Regions from separate parts of the Homo sapiens genome. Here region 1 is linked to region 2. Evidence: chromatin loops called from intact Hi-C (ENCODE). Cell type or tissue: heart left ventricle. All regions are shown on one strand. Links, peaks and the distances in the headings refer to the core of each region. The heading gives the core; the rest is flanking DNA.

Region 1 (9,953 bases), core at 1,065-9,064, 170 kb after region 2:
AATCTAGAAAAAGAGGGAAATCAGTTACTTGATTCCCTGTTGTGGTTATTAAGTTACACAGAGATCCCTGGTTTGCTAATTCAGCTGCAAATTTACATTTGCCCACAGGCACTGAAGCCAAAAAAAAAAAAAAAAAAAAAAGTAGGCCAATTCTAAAATAAATCATCCAGTGGGCAATTAAATACTTGATAAAAATTGAAGGGAAGAAAGAATCAGAACTCTATAGGTTAAATCCTATTATAACCAATTTCATATGACAGTTTCTATTCTCTCCTGAGGGATTTTGAGTGGAATTCAGGTTATGCCAAACGTTGCTTGAAAAGATTGAAGTATTTAAAGAATATTAAGAGACACAATGTGTTAGTAACAATCACAATCACAATTTTTATTTTGAAAGACAAATTATACCTGTAAAGGGGGAACAGACTGCATGGTCTACATCACTATTGAATATGGGAAGACTGAAGCTCCAAGATGCTTGAAATAACCAACTTGTGTATTCATCAAATGCCTTGTATATTTTGTCAAACCATTAAAAACTAAAATCATTACTGCTGGTCTCAGAGGTTATGTCTATCAAACAACTGGTTCCACTATTTGAATATAAATTTATAATCAATATCAGTCATCCTATCAATGCTAGAACAGAATAAATGTTCTTTACGGGTTGCAAAAACTTATTATTATAGTCACTACTAGAAAACGGGTGAATTTGTGATGCCCTACGATGTATTTGTCCATTCTATTAGCAGCATCATGTTTTGATGATGTACCAGTTAATATGTCTTCCTTTGGGACTCCAAAATCATTAAGGTTTATGTATTCATAATCTGAGAGGCCTAAGTGAATAGGCTTGAGGGCCCCAGGAGCACTTAAAAGCTAGTTGGGAAGAAAAGTGCCTGCCCAAATAGCTTTTGCAGAGCAACAGACCGTAAATCTCCTTTGTGAGCTCAGATAAGCTTGGACTGAAGAGGACTCTCATAAACTCCTGCTTATCCAAACTGCAATATCTGCCTCTGTGAGTTTCTAGCCCTGACCCCTGACAGCCCCTTCCATTTAACCTGTTCTTTCAGTGTGACTGTGTATAACAAGGGTTGTGCAGGAATGCCGCATGCCCTACAATATTTATTTCAATCCAAAATTCTCTTAACCAAGCTTGGGGGCTGCAGGTTTTGTACCACAGTGTCTGAAACAGAAGAGAAAAAAGAAGAGGGCCTCAAATTTCGAGGTATAACAGTATGTACCTCGTAACTATAGTTTACAAGAGCAGCCAAACGTATTATACTAAGAACCTTAATTTAGAAAAATCCAGTAGCCCACAAAGGCTGAAAGATTTAAAAAAAAAATTGGAGTCAATCACAAAAATAACCAATGTAATTTTTTCTAAAAAAAAAAAATACTAACCTCTGAACCATGTATTGTTTTCTGTTTAATAAAAGAAAAATATTTTCTGGTTTTCTAATATAAAAGGCCAACTTCAAAGGAGCTTTATAAGTACCATAAGGTAGTATTGTCACCCAGGCAATTTCAAAAGGTCTTTCAAACCACCCTCAGATAACTAATCTGTTACTTGGCAACTCTTATGAGAAAACATCTTTAAAGAGTCCATAAACAATCATTATCTTTAAACAGCATCCCAAAAACTAAAATCCCTGGATAACATAGATTTTTCATTTTTACCTCTCTCAGACTCTATCTCACAACTCCTTCTCTAATTTAAAAATAATAATAATTTAAAAGCTAATGAGAAGAAGTCCTACAACAGATTCTGTAAAAATGCACCTTGCAAAAATGGGTGTCAAATAAAATCTATCTTTGAATTTAGAGAAAAGACAGAGAGGCAATAAAAGGATACAAGTTTAAATGAGGAAAAATCTTTACATCATCATTTACTTTTCCATTTTAATTAAACTTGAATTCCAAATGATGCTGAGTTTATTAACAAGATAATTCTTTATAAGTCACTACTGAGCAGGTTCCATAAGAATTTTATGGTCTGTCAATATCAAATGGTAAAGAGTAATCTAAGAATTTAGTGAGTCAATAAAATAAAAGGCATTCACAGTACACCCACACGTAACCTGAGAACTCCCTTGAGGACTAGGGGGGTGGTTTCAAGTGACTTTCAACATCACCAATTAAAGCAACAGCTTCGGCATTAAATATGCCATTTGCACCTCAATCTACTTCATCTCCCTCTCCAACCAACAGACAGCTCCCTGAATACAGTTGCACAAGTGCCCACTATGTATCTTGAGAGATGAAATTAGAATTTTTATGGCTGGGAAGTATTTACAGATCACATAAATACTTACACAGATCAGAGAAGTGAAATAAATTTTGAATCACCAAAATATACTACTTTCCGGGGTGCTCTGTTTACCCCAACTAAGCTCTATTTACTACAGTGCTATTTTTTAAGGCCTTCAGGAGTTCCAGGCTCATACCTTTACTAAAACACAGTGTAAGGATTCCAGATTTCCAGTGTCCTAAAATCAGTGTCCTCTTTAGGTTAAGTGTAAATGAGTGAGTATGTGTGGGTGGGGAGAAAAGGGTTGAGAAGATGTTGAAGAGGAGACAGAGTATCTTGAAAGGAAATTCCTCTTAACCCAACATGAGATTTTTGGAAATTCAGGACAGTTCAGGGTAACATGAAGTATCACTTAAGTAAGAAGGTGCATGAAGACACTTACGTTAGAATTCTCTATATTCTTGAATAAATTATAAGATGGCAGAAATCTAACAATCTGAGAATTATAATCCAATTTTCAGCATTGCAATGCTGGGTCATGTTTTACTTTTTCTAGCAATATCTTATTTTAATTCAATATTTACAAGAAAGGAAAGTTAAGTAGCATAACTCAAAATTCTGATGTTATACTGGAAAACATTTCTGTCAAATAGGAAAATAGCTCTACACATGGCTGTTTCTCCTCTGAAATTACATTGATGTCGACCTCTCCTCTTCTATAGAGGAACTTTACCACCACGGAAGGCCAGGATTACATTCAGTGAATACGTGAATAATTCCCACTGCATTAGCGTTAATGCAACTGCCACAATCATTTACACTAACACCCTTTTACACAACTACTATGACTTCTGCTAACAACTCAGCTGTTACGTCTACATTTTTTACAAGATAATAATATATGTGGTAAAGCCACCAAGGGCCGTGGCAGAAACACCAAATGTAGAGGGCCTTGAGGGTTGAATAAGCCCATTGTCTGTTTTCAAACAAGAGGGCTGTATTCATGTTGAAACCAGAGTATAAAAAGTAGATTAGAACAAAGCCTTAAAATCAGAAACAAATCAAAAGTAGCTGAAAACCCACTCACATGTTTTAAACTACAATTTCTATGCTTGGCATTGTTTGTATATTTCCATTACAAAATAAACGTGAAGATGATAGAAATTTATGAGGGCAGCACGTTCATAGAAGAGGTACTTTTTTTCTTTTTTCAATTTATCTTGAATATTTAAAATGGCTTTTGGGGGAGAAGAATATCCTTACCATTTTAAAAACATATAAAGTGAGCTGGAGATTTGTCAACTTATTAAGGACTTGATTTTATGCTTCAGTCAAAGATATGTTACACTAGAGAAATAATATTATTTTATACTTATGCTCTCTGTACAGTTTATTAATAAGCAGTTTCATGTAAATTACCTTAATCCTTATAACAACCCTGTGAGGTAAGTATGGTTGGTCCATAGGTGGATTAAAACCCTGCGTCTCAGTGTAGAAGATATTTGTCATGTTTTCCCCCTGGTTAGCACCTTTTGAACACCCTTGATGTAGCTGGATAATTTTCAGCTAATAAGTCCCACTTTCCAATTAAAGAACTCAGAAAACTTCGTTCTCCAGTCTCCTTTGCAGCTAGGGTGACTTCAGTACCACCAATCAGATTCACCCTTGAACAACTTGGATTCACATGCGGGCAACTTGCAGGAGGAAGCGACATACCGGTATGGATTTGACATGGTTTTATTACAGGTAAGGATGGCAATCATGGTATCCAGCTTAGGGGGCCAGTGATGGTTGCAAGGCTGCCTTCTCAGAGCAGGCAGATTTCCTGGCAGCATTAGAAACCACAGCAACCGGTCGGGTGCGATGCCTCATGCCCGTAATGCTAGCACTTTGGGAGGCTGAGGAGGGCAGATCACTTGAGGTCAGGAGTTCAAGACTAGCCTGGCCAACATGGTGAAACCCTGCCTCCACTAAAAACACAAAAAATTGGCCAGGCGCGGTGGTCACACCTGTAATCCCAGCACTTTGGGAGGCCGAGGCGGGCGGATCACGAGGTCAGGAGATTGAGACCATCCTAGCTAACACGGTGAAACCCCATCTCTACTAAAAATACAAAAAATTAGCCGGGCGTGGTGGCAGGCACCTGTAGTCCCAGCTACTCGGGAGGCTGAGGCAGGAGAATGGTGTGAACCTGGGAGGAGGAGCTTGCAGTGAGCCGAGATCCATGCCACTGCACTCCAGCCTGGGCGACAGAGCGAGACTCCGTCTCAAAAAAAAAAAAAAAAAAAATACAAAAAATTAGCTGGGCGTAGTGGTGGGCACCTGTAATCCCAACTACTCCGGAGGCTGAGGCAGGAGAATCACTTGAACCTGGGAGGCAGAGGTTGCAGTGAGCCGAGATAGCGCCACTGTACTCCAGCCTAGGTGACAGAGCAAGACTCCAACTTAAAAAAAAAAAAAAAAAAAAGAAAGAAAGAAAGAAACCACAGCATTCAGGGCTCAAGGGGGCAGCACAGGTGGTGACGGTTTCCTCTTTAGGCCAGTTCTTTGCCATGGTTTTGGAAACTGTTTCCGAAACGTTTAGCTATGTGCCTAGTTCTTCAGCCTTCCCAAGGCGACCACAAGCTTCTCAATATCCTCTCAATAAATTCCATTTCTGCTTAACCAGAGTCCGTTTCTGTCGCTTACAATTAGGGACCCTGATTCAAACATTTACTGAGGTTGTCGCACAATATTCATTCTCTTTGGGAAGTCTTCTCTGGCCAAGCAACCTTTAGCCTAAGTCCAAAGGGATGCATAAGACTCAACCAAGCCAAGGTTGAGGTGTTGAGGTGGGGAAAGGGGAATGGTATTGTAGGCAGAGGGCCAGGCAGTGCAAAGGCCCTGTGGTGGAAAAGATGAACCACTGGTCTTGAGCATAGTGAATGGCATGGGGGAGAACTTAATGAAATGAGGCAAACAGGTGAGCAGAGGCCGGTGTACAAGGGCATGGTCACACATGTTTCACCTCTAGGCCTGCATGTCAGAAAAGAAAATTTCTCTATTAAGCCAAAATAAAAGTAGACATAAGCAACACACATTTGAAATTTTACCCTGAGAAGTTTCAGAGTAAGAAAGACCAATACCCCAACTACCAGGTACGGTTCCAAACACGTAAAAATAGTGATAATGTTGATAATGTTTCCCCTACATGCTTTTTTTTTTTTTTTTTTTGAGATAGGGTCTCACTGTATTGCTCAGGCTGGAGTGCAGTGGTGGGATCTCAGCTCATTGCAACCTCTACCTCCTGGGCTCAAGCAACGCTCCCACCTCAGCCTCCCTAGTAGCTGGGACTACAGGCACACACCACCACACCTGGCTAATTTTATATCCTTTCTTATACACACAGAAACATTCCCATGTTCTTCAAGTATTCAAGTAATAGCCCAGCCGTAAAAGCTTATCAAACAGCACAATGGATCTGGACTGAGGAAACCTGTGTCTGAGCACTTAAGCAAAACTTACTAAATCCATAATCTTAGAAAAATTACATGCATTATCTGGGCAGGTTGCCCAAATCAATAAGATACAGAAGTATCTGCTGCCCTCCATACCTCATGGAATTTTAAGGCTCACATAAGCCAAGAGATGTGCAAGATCTATATATTAGGTATTATTAGTAAGGAGTAATTGTGATGACAATAATAGCTATTAGGAAATGTCACTGGGCATGGTGGCTCATACCTGTAATCCCAGCATTTTGGGAGGCCAAGGCAGGAGGATCCATTGATCCTGGGAGTTCAAGACCAGCCTGGGCAACATAGAGAGACCCTGTCTCTACAAAAAATAAAAACTAAAAAATTAGCCAGGCATGGTGATACACGTCTGTGGTGTTAGCTACTCAGAGGCTGAGGCTGGAGGATCGCTTGAGCCCAGGAGGCAGAGGTTGCAATGAGCCATGACCGTGCCACTGCAGTCCAGCCTGGGTGACAGGGTGAGGCCTTGTCTCAAAAAAAAATTAAAAAAATTAAAAAATTTGACCAAATGCAAAGTACTTTGGGATGGTTTATCTTTTCAGTTCTAAACTATTTAGTGGAAATTTCTATGTGGAATTTTTGGCTGCCATGGTTTTGACCTCAAACAAACTCACAATCTAGAAGACATAAACAAGTATACTGCAGCATTATAAATGGTAACAGATAAACCACCATTTTCAGAACAACACATACTTTGTCTTACTCATCTTTGTATCTCTAGTATCTAGGTGGCAGTACCTTAAAGATAGTAAGCAAGATATTGTCTTTGCCTGCATCTAGTTAAGTCATTCCCCAATTTGAATGTTAAAGATAATGAAACAAATCACAAAGTGAATGCTTAGAAACCAATCTAGTTGCTGGGCGCGGTGGCTCACGCCTATAATGCCAGGAGGGAGGCCGGGGCGGGTGGATCACGAGGAGTTCAAGATCAGCCTGGCCAACATGGTGAAACCCCATCTCTACTAAAAACTACAAAAAGTAGCTGGGTGTGGTGGCCCGCGCCTGTGGTTCCAGCTACTCGGGAGGCTGAGGCAGAAGAATCGCTTGAACCCGGGAGGTGGAGGTTGCAGTGAGCCGTGATCGTGTCACTGCACTCCATCCTGGGCGACAGGGCGAGGCTCTGTCTCAAAAAAAAAAAGGAACCAATCTAGTTTGGCCAACTATGCAGCCAAATCCATGATAACCAAGTTTGAAAGGTTTCATTTAATCTTCAGCATATTTCACCACAGAACAGTATAGAGATGGTGGATTTATTATAAAAATATTTGGCCCCTGGCCAGGCACAGTGGCTCATGCCTGTAATCCCAGCACTTTGGGAGACAGAGGCGGGCGGATCACGAGGTCAGGTGATCGTGACCATCCCAGCTAACAGGGTAAAACCCCATCTCTACTAAAAATACAAAAAATTAGCCTGGCGTGGTGGCACACGCCTGTAATCCCAGCTACTCCAGAGGCTGAGGCAGGTGAATTGCTTGAACTTGGGAGGCGGAGGTTGCAGTGAAAGGAGATCGCGCCACTGCACTTCAGCCTGGGCTACAGAGTGAGACTCCGTCTCAAAAAATAAAAATAATAAATATATATATTTGGCCGGGCTCAGTGGCTCACGCCTGTAATTCCACCACTTTGGGAAGCTGAGGCAGGCAGCGGATCACCTGCGGTCAGGAGTTTGAGACCAGCCTGGCCAACATGGTGAAACCTCGTCTCTACTAAAAATACAAAAATCAGCCGGGTGTGGTGCTGTGCGCCTGTAATTCCAGCTACTCGGGAGGCTGAGGCAGGAGGCAGGAGAATCGCTTGAACGTGGGAGGCTGAGGAGATCTCGGTGAGCCGAGATTGCACCATTGCACTCTAGCCTGGGTGGGCAACAAGAGTGAAACTCCATCTCAAAAAAAAAAAAAAAAGAAAGAAAGAAAGAAGAAAGAAACTGCTTATTTTGCCCTCTGTGTCTTCACTAATAGACATGGACTACATTACAAACCCCAACAGCAACAACCCAGATTCACCAGCCTTAGAAGGAAACATCAGAGATATGCCAACATCCCTACTGCGCATGAATACCCACTGCATTCAGAAAAAAAAAAGTAGCAACTTACATGGCATTCCACAGCCCACCTCAGAAGCACATCCCAATTTTTCACAACTCTCGCAGTCAGACTGTGAGGAAAGCAATTTTGAGTGGAAGTCAGAGGTGGACATGGGTTTCCAGATAGCAAAAGAGTCTGTAAGTTAAAAGAGAATGTTCAGTCACAGCTTGAAAGTAGAAGTAAAAGGGACTATTAAGAAATGACAGCAAAACTAAGACTTACTGTCAAGAAAGAGAAGCAATTCCAAGAACTGTTTAATCCATTAAACTGATGCCCAACTATCCAAGTATATTCAGAACTTAATTTGATCGTGCCCTGATCTGCCTTTACATTTTAATTAAGATTAGCTGAGCATGTAAATTAGTTTTGAGCATAATATCCTAGGGTGAACAAAACTAAAAAGAACGGAAATAAGTCCATCCGAGAAGGAAATGCGGGGAAAGGCAATCCTTGGGGATCCTTTGATCCTCAAGGTGAGGGCACCAGACAGATGACGAAGGTGGTAGCATTAAGAACTCAGCTGGAAGCACTTTTCCATTTAGGTTCTTCCTTGGAAGGGTGCCCATTCATGACAAAGACAAGGAAATGCAGTAAGTGTGAGTAGAACTTAATATAAACAGTGAGCTCTTTCTCAATTCTAAACTGCAGGCCTCCTAAATCCACATCCTGGTATAACGCCTTTAAAAAATGAAAAACCTAGCGATACAGTCTTAGCTCATACTTAACTTGTTATCTAGGATATTCCTGTGTTACATTTTTGCCTTACTTACATAAAGCCTGTCATTCAACACTTTATAATCTTTTAATTCATTTTCTTCTCCGTTTACTCTGTCCTTCACTTTTCCTTGTATATTGTATTTACGTAAATGTATGTATGTATAAAATTGCCGTATGTATATACATACAGTCTAAAACTAAATCTTATTCTACTGATCTAAAGTTAACTAAAAAGATTAAGTAACAGATCTGCAAACTACTGAACTGAAATTTTTTTATGACTTCCGTGTCTAAACTTTCACAATTACAATTGTTTTCAAACTTTAAATATCCTTAATTTTCCAGGATTTCCTCCAAAATCATTGTTTCCTGCCATCAATATAGTTTTAAGTTTCATAAAACATCCATGTAACAGGCTTTTTTATCTGCTAATCAACATCATCCATAGGCCATTTGTTTCTAAAGATAACTTCAGTTAAAACTGATCTTATTCATCAGTTTAGGTGGCAGAACTCAGACATGATGCTCAGAGCCCAAGCTCTGCAATCTGCACAGAAATGATTTTATACCCATACAATTGCTTCCTGCCAGAGGACTACGGGAGTGCAGCCTTGGGAATTTAAATGACCGATTTACCCAGGGAAAGAAAGCTTATTTTTAGTAAGTGGGAAAAAAAAAATGTTGATTTAATTTATTTTACTGCCTGTGAATCTCCTTTGGAAAAGGAGAAGCAGAGTTTGATTAATTAGATTAGCAAATGCAGTAAGTTGTTTATTCACTTGGGTGAATCAATGTTTCCCTGAATTTAGTTTAGCTTTATTTTATGCTTTCAAACCCATCCAGTAGGTAAGATGGTGAAAGCCAAAAGCCTTTCTCTCCCACAGCTCCTTGGAATATCTTTTCACATGTTAATTTGATCTTTTTGTGATCGGAGGCAGATGTATTTCACAGCGCCTCCCTCTCCCCTCCCCACTCCACCCCAGCATATGGGTAACACACATATAGATGATAGAAAATTATAGATGATAGAAAATTGACTACAGGGATCTATTTCCATTTTTTATGCCTCCTCGTTTTTAGTATTTTTCCTTTCCTGCTGACTTTCATTGTAAATTATATTTCTACCCAGTATTAAAATTCAAAAGGAAATAAAGAGCTTTCTCTGCCGTTAATGACAGCGTATTTTAAGATGATTAGGAAATAATTATTAGAACAAATTGCTTTATTTAAAAAAAAACAGTTGCTAAATTTCTCAAATGTTTGCTAGTTTTTCTTTCTTCATTCTCTTAATGACCTGTCTTTCTAAGGAAGTTCCCTTCATGTGACTTGCTACACAAAATCATTCCTGATTCATTTGTTACTGAGATTTACCGGAGTACAGCTGTT
Region 2 (9,953 bases), core at 1,209-9,208:
CATCATAAATCCCTGACAAAAGGGACCCCTATGCTGTAATGCCCCTGCCCACAGAGTGAGGACTAAAGTCACCTGCCCATCGGAACCCAAAAATCCTGTTCTGGATCATGTGCCAGGTGCTCGGGCCCCAGAGTTCCTTATCCCAACAGCCCATGCTCATTTATAAGGCCTGTGCAGATGTTCCCTCCACACACTCCCCCAAGATAGACAATCCTCAATATAGAATCCCGAGGCCCACAGGGTGAAGGGTGGGTCCAGCAGACATACAGACCACGCTGTCCACAAGCATGACGACTAGATTCCTGCTCCCACCCACACTACCTGGTCAGGCATGGAAGTTGGCTAAGAATCTGAAAACTCAAAATTCAAACCTGCCCTTCAAGATGGTTATAAAGGTGTATTTGTCAGAACAGAAAAATTTCCAAACATGTTTTGACACTTTTTTGTTTGATTTGTAACTTTTAAATATTTACATACAGAGTATGTGGTCCTGCATTCACATTCTAGCCCCGGGCACCACAAATGTTAGGGGCAAGACTGCCCATCAGAGAAACTGAGGCTCAGGGCAGCTGACCTGCCTGAGGGCACAGGGCTAGGAGCTGGAAGAGCTAGAACCCAAACCCAGTTCTTCATAATCCAAGCATCGGTACCTAGGGCGAACCCCTCCCTCACTTCAACCACTTCAGAGCACTTTTGTGCGTGCTTCCCCACCGTGATTACAGAAATCCTGGAGGATCCCAAGAGTTGAGGCCATGGGGCCAGGAACAGCCCGTCCTCTCTCCTTGCAACCTGTGTTTTCTCCTCAATACCACGGCAGCCAAATGTGATCCTAGGTGATCCTAAGCCCAGATGGTCGCTGTGCAAGTGCACACCTGTACATCCCTGTAGTGTGGAGACAATCTATGCTAGAAGTAAACAAGCAGCGGCACATGCCTCAGGAACCGCACAAGACGAAGCCTGAGGCTTCTGAACACACATCTTTTTACAACTCTAAACCCAGAAGTGCATTAGTGTTCTTGCAAAACAGGCTGTGCGGCAGTTTTAAAAGCCCAGCTATAATACCTTCATAAGACCTGTACTTACAGGGACCCTTTCATCCAGGAAATTCAAAGTACTTTACAAGCTCAGAGCCATTCATCTAAACACTCCAGGGAAGTATGCAGGTGGCCTAGGTTAGACTCATTGACGAAGAAACTGAGGCAGCCTGACAGCCTTAAGTAGCAGTCTTTAAAATGGTCTTTGCTTTTTGAAAATGAGTAGCTTTAAACATGTACAAAAAACATGCCACTGATAGAGGAGAAAAAAGGGATTTCCACTATTTTTGTAGGCATTAAATTGAATTTAACAAAATTAAATACTATAGTCATAGAAATCTATGCCTTGGTGTAGTTTTTATCCAAACGAGCCATGAAAATTTATGCTCAATCCACTACAAATGGCTCGTTAAATTTGAGCTACTATCGCCTTTCAAAATGCAAATTCCATAATCACAAATTTTAAGACAGAAATTTCAATTTTTTCCCCTCAAATGGAATCAGGCTTTTACACCTTTAGCCAGAAAGCACTTAGCAAAGGTGATTAGCATATTCTCTCTGGACTAGATGGAATCAATATCAAGCCAGGGAGATTAGCTTCATTTGATTTTTAGTGGGAGGTAAATGGCCCCAGGGAAGCATGTCTGAGAGGAGTGGAGGAAGAGTCCTTTCATAAATCAGGGAAGTTAAGAGTTCAGGAAGAACAGAACATAAAAAGTAGCCATTTTTGTTACCTTAATGTAATCCAAACAATGTTTGGACTGAATACAAATATTTGAAAGTTATGTTCATAGAAATAACCAACATTCAGTGAGTTATCATTTTGTTCTAACCACTGTACTTCCTGCTTATAAATAACCCATTTTATAGGCCAAAAAAAAAAAAAAACAGCCTCAGAAAAATTAACAGATCCAGTCTCAAAACAGTTTACCATGGAGTTAGAAAAATATTCACTCATTTATTCCATAAGGCAACTACATCGAATCTGAAATATGAAAATATATATAAATTTCTCCCAGGGAGTTCATAATCTAGTAGAGAAATACGCAGGTAAAACAATTTTCCAAAAGGCATGTTCAGGGCACCATGGCAATGCAGTGACAGCTGAATTAACTGAGGGTCTAGGGCGGGTAATATGAAGGATTTTGCAGAAAGGATGTCCATTTCAACAGGCAGATCAAAGGAGAAAGGAACTCTAGACTGATTACAATGGCTTATGTGAATGCATGAACACATAAGAGAACCTAATCTAGGTCTCTGGGGTCATCTGGCATGGCTAGAGAGAATGAGGATGCATAAGAAGAGGTACTAAAAGGTAATCCTGGGCTGGATAAGTGTGCACAGGTAGGAAATTAGATGTTAAGAATTAATTATTCGGCCAGCGCAGTGGCTCACACCTGTAATCCCAGCACTTTGGGAGGCTGAGGCAGGTGGATCACCTGAGGTTGGGAGTTCAAGACAACCCTGACCAAAATGGAGAAAACCCGTCTCTACTAAAAATACAAAATTAGCCAGGTGTAGTGGCACATGCTTGTAATCTCAGCTACTCGGGAGGCTGAGGCAGGAGAATCACTTGAACTCAGGAGGCAGAGGTTGTGGTGAGCCGAGATCATGCTATTGCACTCCAGCCTGGGCAACAAGAGCGAAACTCCATCGCAAAAAAAAAAAAAAAAAAAAAAAAAAGAATTAATTAATTACTTCTGCAATTGGGTATGTCTTATCTTCCCAACAAGCTATGTCTCCTTGATGGGAAAAAATCTCCCCTTGGATTCTAGCAGAACAGTTTATGCCTAAAATGGTTTAATCTAAACCACTGATTGCTATTACTTCTTTGTCACCATCATCAGAGCTAGCACTTAGACAACGGCTACAGGCATCACTATTAGCTCTTTATGTATAATAACCTATTTAAAGCTTACAAGAGCCCAATGAGGCAAACTGTATTGCCAGCACCATTCTACAGAGGAGCTGAGGCACAGGAATATGCCTAGAACACTCATCTGCTAACTCACACTGTCTGGAATTTATGTCCCAAAACACATACAAAACTGAAGTGCAAGATTATGTTACTAGGAATTTTCTGCCTCCTTAATTGTCAGTTCTCTTCCTCCCATCCCACACACCCCCCATCAACATAAGCAAATGTCATGGACTTGCCAGGAGATGACTAATAAGCTCATCAACACTGCTTCTCAGCCATCACATAGTATCTGCCACTTTCCTCCTCTCCTGCTCGGTCCCATCCAGTGGTATCTGCCAGTGAGAACCAGTGTCAAAAGTGCTAATGGCCAAGATACTGATTTAGCTGCTGAGCTCCCAGTGATGTCACTTCCCAAGGCTGCACAAGCCACTTTCTCTTCTACTGCCAACCCTGTCCCTGATGTAGTTACTGATGCCACTTAACATACTCAATGTGGCACACAGATTTTGGTAAATCAGTCATCTTGAGATTTTGCTTTCACTTTTAACACAGCCCATTCTCCCTAGGTTTCCAACATGATTCTGTTCGACTGGAAAGTAATCCAAGTGATTGGCAGCATGCTTCCCTTGGAATCCTCTTTCTGTCTATTAACACATTTTTCAACTTTGGTTTACATAAACATCCCTCTATTCGATTGTGAGCTCCTTTGGGCAAGCCTTAAAGAGGTACATAAACTTTCATAAACTCAAATTGCTAGTAGGCATTCAGCTTGTTGAATGAATGAGTTGAGTATTAACTTTCTAACTCCACTGTAAGCTCTTTGAGACTGTACAAGCTCCTATTCACTTTTCTGTTTCTCAGTTTCTTGTTTGTAAAATGAAATCATAAGAGCACGAGCTTCAAAGCGTTGCTGCGAAGATCTGTAAAGCAGTTAAAATGGTACATAGCATACAATAAGCATCTAATAAATGTCTGGTACACAGCATACAATAAGCATCTAATAAATGTCACTATCCATATCTATATACTTAACAGCTACTTACTGTTTTGTATAAGATGTGAACAAAAGTTCTCTGAAAAGGAATTTGGAGAAAAGAGACTTTATTTCAGTGAACAGTCTGCAAACTGGAGAAATACGCTTTGGTGTAAAAGGAAGGTGCATTCCAGAGAACAACAAGAGGGTTTGGATTTTACAGCAAATGTTCCCACCCAAGTTTCCAATCGAGTCTGTTAATTCAAAGATCTGAAACTTGTTTAGTTCCTATTGATTGACACAAGTGAGTTCTGTTGATTGGTTGATACAGCTGAGCCCTGATTGGTCAATACAGCTGAGCTTTGATTGGTTGGTTCAGGTGAGTTCTCAACGTCCCAAAGTTAAAAAGATGTGGGGGTTTCCAGGGTTTGGGGGAACTCAGAGTATGTGTGGGGCCTCAAGTCAGCAAATGGCTGCTTGACTCTATGTTAAATCTAAGCCCACTTAGCCACTTGGGATCCATCTTGAAAAATTGGCTTTTTCAGGTTCTCATCTGTTGACAGACATAAGCAATGTCTATTTGTGCTTTAGATATTTCTTATCCAATTCAACTGTCTTCCTATAGAATGAGGACTTTCCCAGAGGTACTTCAGACAATCATGAAAACAAACTGTTGGAGACCAAAACACCAGACCTCCAGACGTGTCCAGACAGATCTGAATTCAAGAGTATGAGTGAGCAAAGATAAGGCCAAAGGCATAAAACCAGGTAAAACCAAAGGCACGTTTTCCACATGAACTTAAAACTATCAACTGAAAAAGAAAAGAAATGCCTATGGCCATGGATCGGCTATGCTTCTGGGTGGCAATACACAGCATACAACTGACCCAAGTGCCATTCCTACCTACCTAATAAATGGCTGTCAAGAATTATGGCAGTGTGCTGCTCTGTATTTTGGTGGACACACCAACATAAATCCAACTAATATCAGACTGTGTGACCTCACCCTTGGACGCGAGCCAGAGGTTTCACTTGAGATCTCGGAAGTTATCAGATCTGGAAAGTGTTTCAGTTGCTTTCTCTTTTAGCCCATTTTAAGCAAAACAAAAGGCAGCACGGACCCAAAGAGGCAAGAAGGTAAAACCAGAAATTGTCTATACTCCATTACCCCAAATTACCTGATGATGAATAAATATTCATTGTTCCGTGGTTTCAATAGAAAGTAAACACCTATTTAAAAAGACCTGATCTTCGTCATGCCTTTAATCTCTTCCTTTTCGCTTATATCAGAGAGAGAATATTCATGCTTCCTGACCGAAAGATATGCTTCTAATACAACCTCAAACAAACCCTGACCCAAACCCTGATTCAGTGTTCTTTTTTTTTTTTTTTTTTTTTTTTTAATTGAGACAGAGTCACTCTGTTGCCCAGGCTGGAGTGCAGTGGCTCGATCTCGGCTCACCAGTCTCTGCCTCCCAGGTTCAAGCGATTCTCCTGCCTCAGCCTCCCACGTAGCTGGGGTTACAGGCATGTGCCACCACACTCGACTAATTTTTGTATTCTTAGTAGAGACAGGGTTTTGCCATGTCAGCCAGGCTGGTCTCAAACTCTTGACCTCAGGTGATCCGTCCACCTCAGCCTCCCAAAATGCAAGGATTACAGGCATGAACCATTGCACCCGGCCACTATATTCTTTTTCTTTCACTCCTTGGTCAGTCCACTATAACCCCTTAACCAGGACTCAGCCCGGTACATACCACTGCACTCCTCCCAGTATACCTTAGTGGAAAAGCTGAAATTGCACTGACGTTAGAGGTGCTGTCCTGATATTTGTTGGCTGAATGATCTCAGATGAATTTCTTCACCTCTCCAGGCCTCAGTTTCTACATCTATAAAAGGAAGCTGATCTCTGCAGCCTCCTTACCACCCAAATTCTCACAGGGTCATTAGCCCATAGGTTTCCAGGTGTGCAGTGAAACACAAAATGCTGAGAAGCCACACCCCACTCTTAGCATATGGATGAAGAAGCTCTGAGGAAGCACATGTGTTGGAGGGTAGGGGAGGCCGTCAGGGTAAAAAATACCAAGACAACTGAATATGGGAGAAAAACACTTCTCTTGTCCCAACTGAAATTGAAAACTGTGAGTGTGCACAAGCACGAAGAATAGCTGTCAGGGAGCCCGGTGCTGTGAAGAAAACCTGAAATCATCCCTCTCTACCAGTACAGAGTATCTTTGTATCCTTGTATCTGCTGCAACTGGAAATGGAGAATTAGGCAGATGGAGTGTTTTTAAGGGATTGGACAATTTATTAGGTGCTATAAAACATAGGCAATCAATAAATAATATTTCAATTGATTTCAACATCATTCCACTGGTTCTCTTTAGGAAATTTCAAGCTGATGCCACAATGTTCCACTCTGCTCTCTGCTGCACATTTAGTGAATTCCCATGTGTCGATACACAAATTTAGAAGCTCAGAACAGCGGAGGCCACCAATATGACCGCATAGCATTGAAGAATTTAATCAGTTAATGTTTCAGGATCTACCCATCAAACATTGACAGCTCACAATCAATGTAAGAAGTTACTTTGTAAAATGGACTTTTTTTTCTCCCTTGAATTTGAGCCCTAGAAGTCTGTAATGCTTGACTTTCCTGGAAAACTTCCAGATTCACACTTCACTTTCAACTTTGTGGATTGAGCTTCGTCTCTTAAAGACAATAGTGAATGGTTTTGTACTGGCTGTTAAGTCTGCTTTTAAGAATAGTTTAGGTATTCTTTGCAAAGAGGCTTCTGTTATTTCCATCGTGTTATTTTATTTTCAATTTTTCCTTTTTCCCTTCCATTTGAAATCCCCCCTCGGTGGTGTGCCTAAGTGCTCAGGTAATATACATACAAATGCTTCAACAGACAGATGGGTAAGTACCATCTCATGGTGCCCATACTTCTTAGTGAAAAAAGTATCCAAAACAGAGTGCAGTAATTCCATCCCCTCAAGTGCTATAATAATCCCTGCAGATGGCAGTTCTGCAACTGAAACTGCAGCACAATGGATATATAAATTAGGGCTACCAATAATGCTTGACAATACAATGAAGTAAGTATTCCAATATTCCCATTTCTAATACACACATTACATAAAACCAGAAAAATTACTTTTAAGACAAGCAGCGAAATAAAACTTTCTAAAACGTTTTGCAAAATCAGTGCTACATTCTCATCTTTTTCCATACGCAATTTTCATGTAACTGAGTGTATACTCCAAATAGAAAATTTTCTTAAGCTGTAGACCTCATCAGCTTTGTAGGTTAGTCTCTGTGAGCACAGGATACCTGAAAGCTGGTTAATGAATAATATTTCAGAAATCTTTACTAACATGCTAATCACAATTGGATAGCTCTCATTTAATTATTTAAAAAAGAAAAGAAAACCTAAGTATTATTATTATCCTCATCTTCTAGCTGAGGAAATTAAAGCTGAAAGAGGTTAAATAATTTACCTAAGGTCACATTGCTAGTGGTGACAGAACTGGGATTTAAACCTGGGAATTCGGCTCCCAAGCACTTAGCTACTATACAATATTACCCTGGTAGTTAGTACTAGAGTCCTTAGTTTCACAGGGGTAAGGGAGGAGACTCATATATTTGCCTTAGAAAACATCTTATTAAAATGCCAGACTAAAACACACCCAGTCCAGTGAGATTTGCCTACAGAAATACCTACAGGACCTAAACTTATAGATTCCTTTGCCTATGCTTTTGCTCCAGAAGCAAGGCCAGGGCCCCTGTGAATTACGGGGATCAGTGGGAGCCCATGGCTGTCTACCTACTTGTTCACCTGCTTTTAGTTATCTGGAGACATTGTGCCTCCTGAACTGTACACATATGAAAAAATGTCAAGGTCATCAATATTTACCTCTTATGAACCCAAAGGTCCCATTAAAAAGGTATCAGTTATTTGTGGGAATGTTTTAGTCACCTGACATGATGGGAGAGGAGGAAGAGCTTGGAACTATTAACATTTTATTGTAATCTCTAATATGAGAAGTCTACTGCCACCACCAAAGTCAAAGCTGAAATTAATATTTGTAACATAAAAATATCATGGGTGCTACTCAGTTTTCATGAATCTAATGTTATCAACAATGACAAGTCAGAAGACCCCATCACATTAGGCGCAACAGGAAAGCTCTGAACAGCATGCAATTCCAAAGTGATGATGATACACTAAATGTCAGATACAGCCTTCAGATTCTTGTTCTTTTTTTACTTTTATGAAGTATGAAATTCTTGTTCTTTGTTACTTTTTTTAAGTATGAACACAGGCTAGTCGTTTTGTGTACACTCCACCCCACCCTAAAAATATTGCTGTATTTATCATTACACTTCTTTTTTTTTTTGAGAGTGTCCCACTTTGTCACCCAGACTGGAGTGCAATCTCGGCTCACTGCAGCCTCAACCTCCCAAGCTCAAGTGATCCTCCCACCTCCCACCTCACCCTACAGAGAAGCTGGAATCACAGGCATGCGTCACCACATCCAACTAATTTTTGTATTATTTGCAGAGACAAGGTCTCGCTATGCTGCGCAGGCTGGTCTCAAACTCCTGGGCTCAAGTGATCCACCTGCCTCAGCATCCCAGAGTGCTGGGATTACAGGTGTGAGTCACCACCGCACCCAGCCAACACTCCTAATTCTTTTTTTTTTTTTTTTTTTTGAGACAGAGTCTTGCTCTGTCACCCAGGCTGGAGTGCGGTGGTGCGATCTCAGCTCACTGCAACCTCTGCCTCCTGGGTTCAAGTGATTCTCCTGCTTCAGCCTTCCGAGTAGCTGGTACTACAAGTGTGCGCCACCACGCCCAGCTAATTTTTGCCTTTTTGGCAAAGACAGGGTTTCACCATGTTGGCCAGGATGGTCTCGATCTCTTGACCTCCTGATCCACCCGCCTTGGCCATCCAAAACGCTGGGATTACAGGCATGAGCCACTGCCCCCAGCCAACTCCCAATTCTTGATAATTCTTTAACCTTGTAAAAAGAAACTGAGTTCTACAAATAAGCCACGAAGTTTCTCTGATGTCTTGATATAAGAATATCAAGAGCAGAAAGCATGGAAGAAAGATGTATAAAATTTAGCAGGGTGTCTGCATGATGAAACCAGGATTGACATACTAACGTTTTTAATGAAAATCTCCACCGGGTGTGGTGGCTCATGTTTGCCAGGCGTGGCGTCTCATGCCTGTAATCCCAGCACTTCGGGAGGCTGAGGCGGGTGGATCATCTGAAGTCAGGAGTCCGAGACCAGCCAGGCCAACATGGTAAAACCCCATCTCTAGTAAAAATACAAAAATTAGCCGGGTATGGTGGCGGGCGCCTATAATCCCAGCTACTCAGGAGGCTGAGGCAGGAGAATTGGTTGAACCCGGGGGGTGGGGCGGCGGAGGTTGCAGTGAGCCAAGATCATGCCACTGCACTCCAGCCCAGGTAATAAGAGCAAAATTCCATCTCAAACAACAACAACAACAACAACAACAACCACCACCACAGGAAAACTCTGAAGACTCTCCTGCTTGCAATTAAGAGGTATATCCAGAAATTATCAAAAGTTGTATTCTTCCAGTTGAAATCTTCTCAGTTTCATCTTCCTGTTTTGATTACTGGTCCCTTGAAAAGGGGCCTGTGGTATTACAAATTATCCCATTACTCACTCGTCTCAGGTAATTCTGCTGGAAAGGGAAGGAAGTAAATCTTGGAGTCCTGCACTTCCATCCGTTAATCATATACATGCACGCCCTCAAAAGCAGTAAATCACTGTCTTTCACTGTATTGCCATGATTCACACCTGAAACAGAGCAGAGAAGACAGGTACTCAGAAATGCCATGCCCAGAAAAAAAGGCATCTTAATACACTAAAAACAATGACACTTAGGCACACCGGTATTGCTTCTTCTCAAATAGACATCACACCAGCAAGTACAGTTTATCATTCTAATTAAGGGTCGTCAGCCGTATTAAAGGCAAATTTTAT

What was found. Hi-C counts contacts between places; a loop is a spot of excess contacts. Peaks named below come from ENCODE experiments on the same cell type or tissue, not always from the same donor. Only the 100,000 strongest peaks of a DNase experiment are listed, where the experiment ranks them.
Region 1: a loop joins it to region 2, with 1.9 times the contacts of the local background. A loop is called at or near these places in 5 of 110 quality-filtered maps.

The regions. Positions count from the first base shown.
Region 1 is chr6:21,740,949-21,750,901 of GRCh38, reverse strand. The region is part of intron 2 of CASC15 (cancer susceptibility 15); the gene reads right to left. Among named protein-coding and RNA genes, the nearest start is that of CASC15, 80 kb to the right of the region's middle. RefSeq lists enhancers at 8,405-9,328, 9,329-9,953. In heart left ventricle, for the core only: no CTCF peak of the experiment used is centred there; no DNase peak of the experiment used is centred there.
Region 2 is chr6:21,909,284-21,919,236 of GRCh38, reverse strand. It overlaps CASC15 (cancer susceptibility 15), which reads right to left. Exons shown (of 12, transcript NR_015410.2): 5 at 9,634-9,767. Among named protein-coding and RNA genes, the nearest start is that of NBAT1, 230 kb to the left of the region's middle. RefSeq lists an enhancer at 4,981-5,030. In heart left ventricle, for the core only: no CTCF peak of the experiment used is centred there; a DNase peak (open chromatin) is centred at 4,946; H3K4me3 peaks cover 294 bases.